Linked DNA regions of Homo sapiens: region 2 is linked to region 1. A link is a contact called in ENCODE Hi-C or POLR2A ChIA-PET data. All regions are on one chromosome and are shown on one strand. The core of a region is the stretch at or near the end of the contact, and the rest is flanking DNA. Distances in the headings are between cores, read along the strand shown. Region 1 has its middle 34 kb from the start of DNAJB12. Region 2 overlaps MICU1 (mitochondrial calcium uptake 1).

What was found. A loop is a pair of places that touch in the nucleus more often than their neighbours do. ChIA-PET counts read pairs that join two places held with the same protein, here RNA polymerase II (POLR2A). Pooled maps may share reads with other maps.
Region 2: a loop to region 1 is called in a pooled map, with 5 times the contacts of the local background. The contact joins two enhancer-like sites. A Hi-C loop is called at or near these places in 4 of 50 pooled maps. POLR2A ChIA-PET finds 5 or more read pairs at or near these places in 3 of 52 experiments (BJ, GM12878 and activated T-cell).

The regions. Positions count from the first base shown.
Region 1 is chr10:72,317,790-72,323,523 of GRCh38, reverse strand. No RefSeq gene overlaps it. Among named protein-coding and RNA genes, the nearest start is that of DNAJB12, 34 kb to the left of the region's middle. RefSeq lists enhancers at 645-694, 657-1,856, 2,290-2,709, 2,459-2,753, 4,390-4,439 and silencers at 699-993, 3,480-4,039. Within about 2 kb of position 2,728, at least 41 of the 41 ENCODE cell types and tissues checked have a DNase peak (open chromatin) inside an H3K27ac peak, as active enhancers do.
Region 2 is chr10:72,560,601-72,566,334 of GRCh38, reverse strand. MICU1 (mitochondrial calcium uptake 1) reads left to right here. Exons shown (of 12, transcript NM_001195518.2): 3 at 3,272-3,440. Among named protein-coding and RNA genes, the nearest start is that of MICU1, 63 kb to the left of the region's middle. RefSeq lists a silencer at 4,270-4,379. Within about 2 kb of position 2,819, at least 3 of the 41 ENCODE cell types and tissues checked have a DNase peak (open chromatin) inside an H3K27ac peak, as active enhancers do.

The DNA of each region.
Region 1 (5,734 bases), core at 1,479-3,978:
GCCCTGCCCTATGTGGGTAGGTGCCCTTCCTCTCCCAGCCCCAGCCTCTGCTAACCTGTCCACCCAACCCCATGTTGACAGGCCCCTATCCTCCCTGGCCAAAGTGGCTCACAGGTCTTCCAGCCTGCCCCGGGGCTCTGGGTTCTCACACAGCCCAGCCCAGCCTCTTTCCAGTTGAGATGGACAAGGTGATGCCCTGACCTGAGAGAGCAAGCTGGCCAGGGGCTGGGTCCTGCGGCCCTGACTAGGTGAGACTCCGTCAGGAAACCAAAACAAGCTCCCCACACCTGCCCTCTCGCTAGGATATACCTTGCAATGCAGCACCAGGGTGGCCAACCGTCCTGACTTGCCTAGGACTCTCCTGGTGAGCACTGAGAGTCCCGAGTCCCCAGAAACCCCTCAGATCTGGGCATTCTGGGACAGCTGGCCACTCCACTGGGACACACATCCCAAGGGTCATCACACCTTTCCTGTCCCCACTGAACCAGGTATTTTTTCTTTCCATAACACTGGTCACTCACAAAGACAGGGTGGGGCCACAGGCAGTCCCCTTCGCCTGTCTGGCTCCCTCAGACTGGGCTGAGGCCGGCCACAGGCCCACAGTGCAGTCCGAGGCCTGATGAGGTCTGCTGAGTTGAGCAGAGGCTCCACAGTCCATCAGAGACCCAGGCCTGTTAGGTCCTGTGAGATGGAGAATGGAGGAGCCCAAGAAAGGCCCTGGGCTCCATCCCAGCCCTGTGTTGTCCCCAGGTTGGGGCAGGCCTGAGGTGATCCCAGGAAGGCAACCCCAGCGTAGGAACCAGGCCTGCCCGGGGCCCACTGAGGCTGCCTCTACCTGTCTGGGCTTGAGGTGAGTCACTTCCTCCCTCAGCTGGTATGTGATGGGGAGGGGAGGGTTGGGGAGGGGACAGCATCTAAAAATAGCAGGGCCTAGACTGGTGGAAGATGCCCGAAGAGCTTCCCCTTGGACCAGGGAGGACCTGGCTTCCCATGGAACCGCCATCAGCCACAGCCCCCACCAGGCCCTGCGTTAGGCCAGGGAGGGAGATGGCCAAGACCTCCCCCACCCTTGCTTCTCAGGCTCAGAGCCCCCTTGAAGGCTGAGTCTCAGGAGCAGCGCCGGATGGGGTAGGAGCTTGGAGAGAGAAGGCCTCCAGCAGACAGTACTCGTTCATTCCCCTCCCTGTGCACGCACACAGATGCACGCACACAGAGACACAGGCACGTACCCTCGCCCAGCCCGGCTTCATGAGTCATCTCCCTCATGCCAGGACTCATCTCCCTGGTCAGCAGGGTGGACTGAGGACCCACTGTGTGCTTGAGCCACACCCTGGAAGACAAGGAAGCCATGCTCATGACCGTCCCTGGCCTCGGGGACTCCACATCATAAGAGGCCACTCAGGAAAGAGGAGAACACCCAGGGCAAAAGCAAGAGGCAGGCAGGGGGTGTGTGGTGGATGAGCTGGAGTCCGGAAGACCTGGTTTCAAATCCTGGCACTCACCCTTTCTAGCCATGTGACCAGACAAGCTATTTGACTTCTCCTGCCTCCGCTTCCATCTATATAATGGATGCCACGTATGGCCCTCGTCATATGTCAAATACAATCATGCATATAAAGTCCCCAAGCAAACAGAGCTCTTGCCATCAAAGCTTATGGTATCAGGCTAGAAACCTTGGGGGCGGGGGCACTTTGAATATGTCAGTAGACCTTTCTATCCCAAGGACTTACTGTGACATTCCACCTGGCCCCACCTGTGATAGGGAAAGGGGGAGGGGAGGGGAGGGAGAGGAGCTGCCGCTCACAACAGTGCTGGCCTCTACTGTGAACACTTGATATCGTTCTCATTTTCCCCCAGCCTCACAACAGCTTTACAAAGTAGGCATCGCTATCCCCATTTCACAAGTGGAAAAATGGAGACCCAAAAACATTCAATCACCTGCCCAAGGTCATGCAGCTGGCCTGGGGCAGACGCCAGACTGGGGCCCAGATCTGAGTGTGATCTCCTTGTGCACTGTGGGATGAGGCGGGGTCTGTCATGCCTGGGGTCGGCTGAGGGTGCAGGGGTCTCTGACTCTTTTGGGAGGAGCCCCTAGAACCCCCTGCCTGAGGTGACTATGGAATATGCTGAGCCTTTGGCCAGGGCTGCCTTCCTCCTGTCTGGTCCCACCTCCCCCACCCGGACCCCCCCGGCCAGCCCTCAGACCCCTCCCAGAAACACGGAAGGGCTCCACTCCCTCTGGGAGTTACCACCTTCACTTCCAACTTCAGCTAGGTGAGGGAGGTACTGCAACCCCTGAGTGACAGAAAAGGCAGCCGGATCAGAGGGGTCAGGAACCTGCTGTCATGCTCGCAGAGCTGGGGAAGCAGAGCCTGGACAGAGCCCCAGCTGCTCAGACTCCTAAGCTGCCAGTCTGGATCCCACACCCCGGCTGTCGGGTAGGGTTGGGGACTTCTCTGCTCCCCCTGCTCCTCACGCTTCCCGGAGCCATCCCTGTTTGTACCGGCTGGGGTTACATGCAAAGTGCAAGCCTTGCATCAGCCAGATGGGCCCCGCTCTAGTAAGAGCTGCTTTCTGCCTCTCTGCGCCTTCCCCACCGTTATCTGACTCATCCCCTGACAGTCCCAGGAGACTAGAGAGAAGCCAGGCCTCTTATCCCTATTGCACAGATGGAGGGACTGAGAGAGGAAGTGACCTACTCCAGTGACTCAGGGCAGCAACCCAGGCTGAGGAGGCCACAGGTGTAGCTGGTGTGGCCTGGGGAAAGTTCCCGGGTGCCACACAGCCAGATAAGCAGTTTTTAATGCCTCACAGCAGGCACAAATATCAACCGATGTGTGTCAAATGAACGAAGGAATATTGCAGGCCCTGGGTGAAAGATGAGGGGTGATATTGAGGAAAAAATAAATATGATACAGGGAAGGAAAAAAGAAGCCGGAAACCCAGACATGCCCCAGTTGCAGCCTGTGAGCCCAGCTGGCTTTGTAGCTCCCAGTTCCCTTCTCTTTAAGAATCTTCATGGCTATCACTTACTGGGTGAGTGCTAGTGACTCTGATATAACACTTTGTAGCCTTTTTTTTTTTTTTTTGAGACCAGGTCTCACACTGTCGCACAGGCTGGAGTGCAGTGGCGTGATCTTGGCTCACTGCAGCCTTGACTTCCTGGGCTCAAGGGATCCTCCCACCTTGGCCTCCCAAAGTGCTGGTATTACAGGAGTGAGCCACCACACCCGCCCCTATAGCCTCTATCTTATTTCATCCTGACAACAACCCAGTGATGCTATCATCCTCCCCATTTAACAGATGAGTTATCTGAGGCTCAGAGAGGTTACACAGTTCTTGCTCCAGCCGGCACGGGACCACATTCCAGGGGCTGACTTGCAACTGCTCTCCAAACCCGGCAGGGCAGATGTGCCCCTGCGCGTGCGATACCCACGTGGGGCTGCCCAGGTGTGTCTGCGGGTTGGCACCAGCTCCTGGTATCTGTCAGAGCAGTGAGGGGGTGGTGCGACAGGAGCGGAACCGAACGCCAGTGGCCGGGATGGATAATGAGCCAGGGCGCCTGGGCTGCAAGGGGGCTTGGGCACGCGGGCCTACCCGTGTGCGCAGGCCCTGGGCGCCCCCCGCACCGGGCGCCCTCCCCGAAACCCAGCCACGACTGCGGAACTGGGGGCGGGGCCAATGCTGGAGGCAGGGCCCGCCGGCGCCGGGCTCCCACCCCCCAGCGCCCGCTGACAACCCGCGGCGCGTTGCCAGCGATTGCCCCATCAGGCCGCATCCGCTTTCGCAGCCCTGCACGTTGTGCACACAGCGCGCCGGCCTGGGCGGGGCTGCTTGTCCCCGGCCCCCTGCCCCCCACCCGCGGCCCTCGCCCGGCTGCCTTCTGCCCCGGCTGAGACCCGGGCCAGACTGAGTCCCTAGCGGCCCATTACCCCGCCGGGCTCGTCCCAGACACCTTTGATGGCTGCCCTTTGCCCCGTCTGGTCTGAGCGGACAAACGAGGGAAATTGAGTAAGCCAGCTCAGCAAGACAGGAAACTCCTGGCCGCTTTGTTACTCATGATTTTCAGCAACTTGGGGAGTGGGGGGCAGGGGAGGGGAGTCCTAGGGGAATTTCTGTAGTTCAAGAAGTTTGGGGGCTCCAGGACTGGGAGTGCCCTCGGGGAGGTCTACCTCCCGGGGCAGGTCTATTTCCCAGGCCAGGTACCGTAGTTGGCACTAGTAAGTAAGTGCTCCACAAATTCGTGTTAACATGCATTTTCAAGAATGCAATTTATTTAATTTTCAAGTCTTCAGTCCCAGCTACTCCGTAGGCTGAGGCGGGAGGACCCCTTTAGCCCAGGAGGTCAAGGCTGCAGTGAGCTACGATCTTGCCACTGCATTCCAGCCTGGGTGACATAGCTAGACTGGTCTCAAAAAAAAAAAAAAAAAAAGGCATTTTCTCACCTACCTGCTTTGAGTGCCTGCCAGAAAGAATCTCCAGGTGAAAGGGGACAGGTTTAGGGCTGGAGCTGAAGGCTGGCATTTGGGGTTTGAGGTTCTGCGTTTGGCATTGGTTTGCTGTTTCACTTGGGCAAATCTCTTGGCCTCTCTGGGCTGCGTTTCTGTAGGGAATCAGTAATAAGGCAACCTGTCTGGCTCTAAGGCTCAGAGGCACGGGGCAGGCTTTGAATTTCCAGCAAGCAGGAGAAAGAGCCTTTGATTTGAAGCAGAGATTTCCTCTTGAACATTAATATTCTGGGCTTTTCCAGGCTGGAGCTTTAGAACCGCTGTTACTAAACTAAGTGACATGAGTAGCCCCCCGTTGCTTACAGAATTTCTTGGCTTGGCATTTGGGGTTTTCTCACGTTGATTCTACCCTGCCTGTATGGCTTAACCCCCAACTACACCCCTACACTGTAATTAGGAAGAGCCTCAGACTTCCCCACACACCCCACACAATGTTCAGACTTCTGTGCCCTCACTCATGCTGTTCCTTCTGCCCGGAATGCTTTTCCCTACACTCTTCAAATGATTGGCTCTTTCTCATATTGATCCCCACATAAATGTTACTTGAGTAGAGATCCTGTTATTAACTCTCAGAGCTTCCTGTTTTCTCTCTTTAGCTCTTACTGCAGTTCAGAATTCGAAGTTGCTTTCTCCACCGGGCTGAAAGGTCGATGAGGGAGAGATCATGTCTGTTTTCCTCATCTCCACATACCCAGCACTTACCAAGGTGCCTGGCATACACTAAGAGATCAATAAATATATATGGAAAGGGGCCGGGCGCAGTGGCTTATGCCTGTAATCCCAGCACTTTGGGAGGTCGAGGCAGGCAGATCACCTGAGGTCAGGAGTTGGAGACTAGCCTGGCCAACGTGGTGAAACCCTGTCTCTACTAAAAATACAAAAATTAGCCGGTTGTGGTGACACGTGCCTGTAATCCCAGCTACTTGGGAGACTGAGGCAGGAGAATAGCTTGAATCCGGGAGGCGGAGGTTGCAGTGAGCCGAGATCATGCCATTGCACTCCAGCCTGGATGACGAGCAAAACTCCATCTCAAAAAATAATAATAATAAAGGCCAGGCACGGTGGCTCACACCTGTAATCCCAGCACTTTGGGAGGCCAAAGAGGGTGGATCACAAGGTCAGGAGATTGAGAGCATTCTGGCCAACATGATGAAACCCCGTCTCTACTAAAAATACAAAAATTAGCCAGGTGTGGTGGCGCATGCCTGTAATCCCAGCTACTCAGG
Region 2 (5,734 bases), core at 1,570-4,069, 240 kb before region 1:
GTGGCTTACACCTGTAATCCCAGCACTTTGGGAGCCCAAGGTGGTTGGATCACTTGAAGTCAGGAGTTTGAGACCAGCTTGGCCAACATGGCAAAAACCCATCTCTACAAAAATACAAAAAATAGCCAGACACAGGGCGTGAGCCTGTAGTCCCTGCTACTTGGGAGGCTGAGGCAGGAGAATTGTTTGAACCTGGGAGGCAGGTGGAGGTTGCAGTGAGCCAAGATTGTGCCATTGTACTCCAGCCTGGGTGACAGAGAAAAACTGTCTCCAAAAAAAAAAAAAAAAAAAAAAAGAAAATGAATGCTTTCTGAGACTTCACAATTTGGTGACCCTGTGAAATTAACAAAGGAACCTTGGTACTTTAGTGTCCCTGATAATTTTTTTCACTAGTTATGGAAACTTCCTTGGAAAGAAGAGAAAATGTAGTGAGCCACAGTCTTCTCTTTCTTAAAATACATAGTTACTGTTTTTCTGACTCTGTCACTCTCTGTTTTTTATTTTTGTTTGTTTGTTTTTTTGAGATGGAGTCTTGCTCTGTCGCCCAGGCTGGAGTGTAGTGGCATGATCTCAGCTTACTGCAACCTCTGCCTCTGGGTTCAAGCAATTCTCAAGTAGCTGGGATTATAGGTGTGCACCACCATGCCCGGCTGGGATTACAGGTGTGCACCACCATGGCTAATTTTTTTTTTTTTATTATACTTTAAGTTTTAGGGTACATGTGCACAACGTGCAGGTTAGTTACATATGTATACATGTGCCATGTTGGTGTGCTGCACCTAGTAACTCATCATTTAACATTAGGTATATCTCCTAATGCTATCCCTCCCCCCTCCCCCCACCCCACAACAGGCCCCGGCGTGTGATGTTCCCCTTCCTGTGTCCATGTGTTCTCATTGTTTAATTCCCACCTGTGAGTGAGAACATGCAGTGTTTGGTTTTTTGTCCTTGCGATAGTTTGCTGAGAATGATGGTTTCCAGCTTCATCCATGTCCCTACAAAAGACACGAACTCATCATGTTTTATGGCTGCATAGTATTCCATGGTGTATATGTGCCACATTTTCTTAATCCAGTCTATCATTGTTGGACATTTGGGTTGGTTCCAAGTCTTTGCTATTGTGAATAGTGCCGCAATAAACATACGTGTGCGTGTGTCTTTATAGCAGCATGATGTATGATCCTTTGGGTAATTTTTTTTTTTTTTTTGTATTTTTAGTAGAGATAGGGTTTCACCATGTTGGTCAAGCTGGTCTTGAACTCCTGGGGTCAAGTGACTTGCCCACCTCAGCCTCCTAAAGTGTTGGGATTACAGGCATGAGCCACCATGCCCAGCCTCTAGAGCTATCTTAGCCCTATTAATATAGCATGATCTTTCTGGGATGTTACTAAATGCCTTGGGTGTTCAGTGAGGTTCCTCTAGTCTGACTTGGTAGAGCTTGATTGTTTCCTGCTTGTGAGCTCTGGAAATTGACTGGCCTGTGGCTCCTTGGCAACTACTTTGTGTAGTTTCATCCTAAGAATGCACTGCTGAGTGTTGACTCAATACTCGAGAGTGTTCTGTGTACATTTTTGGAGCTCTTTCTCTGTGTGACTTTTTCCTTTTGAGTCCTCTGCCTCACCAATTCCAGGCACCTCAGGTTTTCCAAACTTTGATCTCTGTCACTTTAGTTTAGCAAGATCACTGTATTTGGCTTGGGATCCTCTTTGTGGTCTAGAAAATGTTTCCAGACAGAAATTCTGGGCAATTATAGGCCTCCATTTTTCTTTTCTTTTTTTTTTTTTTTTTTTCTTTTTGAGATGGAGTCTCACTCTGTCACCCAGGCTGGAGTACATTGGTACAATCTCGGCTCACTGCAACCTCTGCCTCCTGGGTTCAAGACATTCTCCTGCCTCAGCTTCTCAAGTAGCTGGGACCAGGCAAGCACCACCACACCCGGCTAACTTTTGTATTTTTAGTAGAGATGGTTTTTTGCCATGTTGGCTAGGCAGGTCTCGAACTCCTGACCTCAAGTGATCCACCCACCTCGGCCTCCCGAAGTGCTGGGATTACAGGTGTGAGTCACCACGCCTGGCCAGGCCACCATTTTCTTAGAGAGTTGCATACTGTGCAGTGTCTGAAAGCAGTCATTTGATATATTTTGTTCAATTTTCTGTATTTTTGCCCTGGTAGGAAGTCAGATCTATTATCGTTTGCTCCATTATGGCTGTAAGCAAAAGTCTTCTTTTTGTATTTCATCAGTTCTGTAATATTTAATTAATTTTAGTATTATATCATTGCAGCAATGGCTTCAACTACCAGAAATACTTATATTATTTTTTAAAAAAGAAATACTTATATTATTTTGGTCCCCTATTTCTTCTTTATTTATGTTCCTTTTTATTGTAGTGAAAGGTGCATAACATAAAACTTACATCTTAACCATTTTTTTCTAAAGACCTTGATATTCCACCCTTTCAGTTACAGTTGGGACAAGGGGAGAATGAGAATGGGAAGAGTTGGAGTGAGATGAAGAACAAGGAGGCGCTCTATGGCTGGAAGTCTAGTACATTTAGTTTTTGTACTGGAAGGGCTCATCGTCTCTGGTTTCAATGGGAAGACGTGTGGATGAGGGCTTCTGTCACATGTCTTCACCATTTTAAAATATGCAGTTCAGTAGTTTAAAGGGTATTCACATCATTGTGAAACAGATCTCCAGAACGTTTTCATCTTGCAAAACTGAAACTCTACTTATTCAAGAGCAACTTCCTTGCTTCCCCTTCCCTCAGCCCCTGGTAACCCCCATTCTACTTTCTGTTTCTGTAAATCTAAATATTCCAGGTAACTCATGTAAGTGAAGTCATACAATATTTGTGGTTTTGTGACTGGTTTATTTCACTTAGCATAACGCCCTCAAGATTCATCCACGTTGTAGCTTGTGACAGGATTTCCTTTCCTTTTAAAGCTGAAAAATATTCCATTATCTGTATATACCACATTTTGTTTATTCATCTGCCAATGGACTTTTGAGTTGTTTCCACCTTTCAGCTATTGTGCATAGTGCTGCTGTGAACATGGATGTGCAAATATTTATTTGAGACCCTTTCATTTCTTTGGGATATATAACCAGAGATCATGTGGAAGTTCTATTTTATATTTTTTGAGGAACTTCTTCATGTAGAATATTTGACAAATTTCATTGCTGTTGCTCTGCTAAGCTGTATCTGTTTGCTTATTTGTCTAGTATGATGGACGTTCAAGATTAATCTAGATTTCTTTTTTGCATATCCAGGGCCCATGCAGAATCTCCACCATGTGTAGACAACCTAAAAAGTGACATCGGTGATAAAGGGAAGAATAAAGATGAAGGGGATGTTTGTAACCATGAGAAAAAGACTGCAGATCTTGCCCCTCACCCAGAAGAGAAAAAGAAGAAACGTTCTGGATTCAGAGACAGAAAAGTATGAAACATAGTCTTATAAGTTGATCAGAAGTATATCTTAAAGTAGAATAATGCAGTTCAATCTTTTTAATCATATGTTTCAGATGGTTCATCTTCACTTTCAAGTTATCACTTCTTTGCTATTTTCTATCATGTTCTAAGCCAAAAGTACTCTTGGAATGTGAGGTTAAAGGAGGTAGTTAAAAGGATCTAGGACCAATAACCATGATTAGCATATTTTTTCTTAGTTCTTTCAGTTCAACTGCCTAAGGTGATTCTTTTTTTCTGGATCTTCCTGATGCTAAATGTTATCATATATGTTAAGTTGAGTCTTTGTGGTATTTCTGATATCGGGTTGTAGAGACAGAATAAAATCTCTTTGGAAACATAACTTCTAGAAGACCAAGTAACTTTGAGGACAGCACAAACTTCAAATGACTATCAAGATTTTATGTAATTAGGCCCCGCATGGTGGCTCATGCCTATAATCCCAGCACTCTGGGAGGCGGAGGTGGGTGGATCACCTGAGGTCAGAAGTTCAAGACCAACCTGGCCAATGTGATGAAACCCTGTCTCTACTAAAAATACAAAAACTAGCCTGGCATGGTGGCATGCACCTGTAGTCCCAGCTACTCAGGAGGCTGAGTCAGGAGAATTGCTTGAACCCGGGAGGTGGAGGTTGCAGTGAGCTGAGATTGTGCCACTGCACTTCAGCCTGGGCGGCAAAGCAAGACTGAGTCTCAAAAAAAAAAAAAAAAAAAAAAAAGATTTTATGTAATTAACACAACCTGCTGTTATGTAGCTTTGCCTCAGCGAAGTTTCAGTTCCACTACAGCAGTTCCTATGATATCAGGTATTTGAGTTCAGCAAACATGAGTGATGAACAATGAAAAGGATGGATTTCTTAGACATTTTGCATGTCAAGGTTAAAATTCAGGGAGTTGCGTTCAGTTGCTAAACTATAGCTAATAATGCAACAAGATAATTTGAGTTATTTCTGCGTTTTGTGTGTTTGTGGTTTGTGTTTGCAAGAAGAGTTCTTTGTAAAATCTGGATCTTCTGTCTGGTTTCATATGTTAGATGAAGTAATTTTTTTATTTTTGGAGACAGAGTCTCCCTCTGTTGCCCAGGCTAGAGTGCAATGGCATGATCTTGGCTCACTGTAACCTCCGCTTCCTGGGTTCAAGCGATTCTCCTGCCTCAGCTTCCCAATAGCTGGGATTACAGGCATGCACCACCATGCCCCGCTAATTTTTGTATTTGTAGGAGAGATGGAGTTTCACCATGTTGGCTAGGCTGGCCTCGAACTCCTGACTTCAGGTGATCCGTCTGCCTCGGCCTGCCAAAGTGCTGGGTTTATAGGCATGAGCCGCCATGCCCAGCCTAGATGAAATTATTAAATGTGTTTTCTCTATACCCAAATCCATTTCTGATAGAGGTGAATTGAACAAAAGTCATGCATCACAAGTCAATTATCAAGTGTCCTTGTTTTTCTGTCAGGATACATTTATTTATTGTTTTGCCCTGAGTGAATTCAAAGAAAGCACAACTTTACTCTGTGCCAGCAGTTTCATCTACAGGCCAGTCACACTTTCCATTTCGTAAAATACAGCTAAAATGTCCCAAATAAACATTTATTTTGAACCTACTTCCATTTTCTACTCCTGCCTTCTGCTCAGCAGATGAGCATATCTCATACTTCATAGAAAAAATTAAAGCTATCTGTGTGATTTACTCAAATTCCAACCCTTATAGTTACAAAATCTATCTAATCTGTATTTGAAATAATTCTTATTTCTTTCACTGAAGTTTCAGAGGAAGAGCTATCTTTTCCCTGTTCAAGGATAATTGTTTTAATGTCTTTCTGTATCTCTAATAATCTATTTCAACACTTATTCTGTCTTCATTCTGTTTTTTTCAGTCATTCTTTGTATATTCATTCTTTTACATAATCTATATAGACATGTTAAGAATTTATCTATAATTTAAGAAATAATAAACCACATTTTTATGCCATAAGTTTTGTGTTTTGTTTGTTTGTTTTGAGATGGAGTCTCGGTCTGTCGCCCAGGCTGGAGTGTAGTGGTGTGATCTAGGCTCACTGCAACCTCTGCCTCCTGGATTCAAACGATTCTCATGCCTCAGCCTCCTGAGTAGCTGGAATTACAGATGCCTGCCACCATGTCTGGCTAACTTTTGCATTTTCAGTAGAAACGGGGTTTCACCATGTTAGCCAGACTGGTCTCGAACTCCTGAGCTCAGGTGATCCGCCCACCTTGGCCTCCCAAAGTGTTGGGATTATAGGCATGAGCC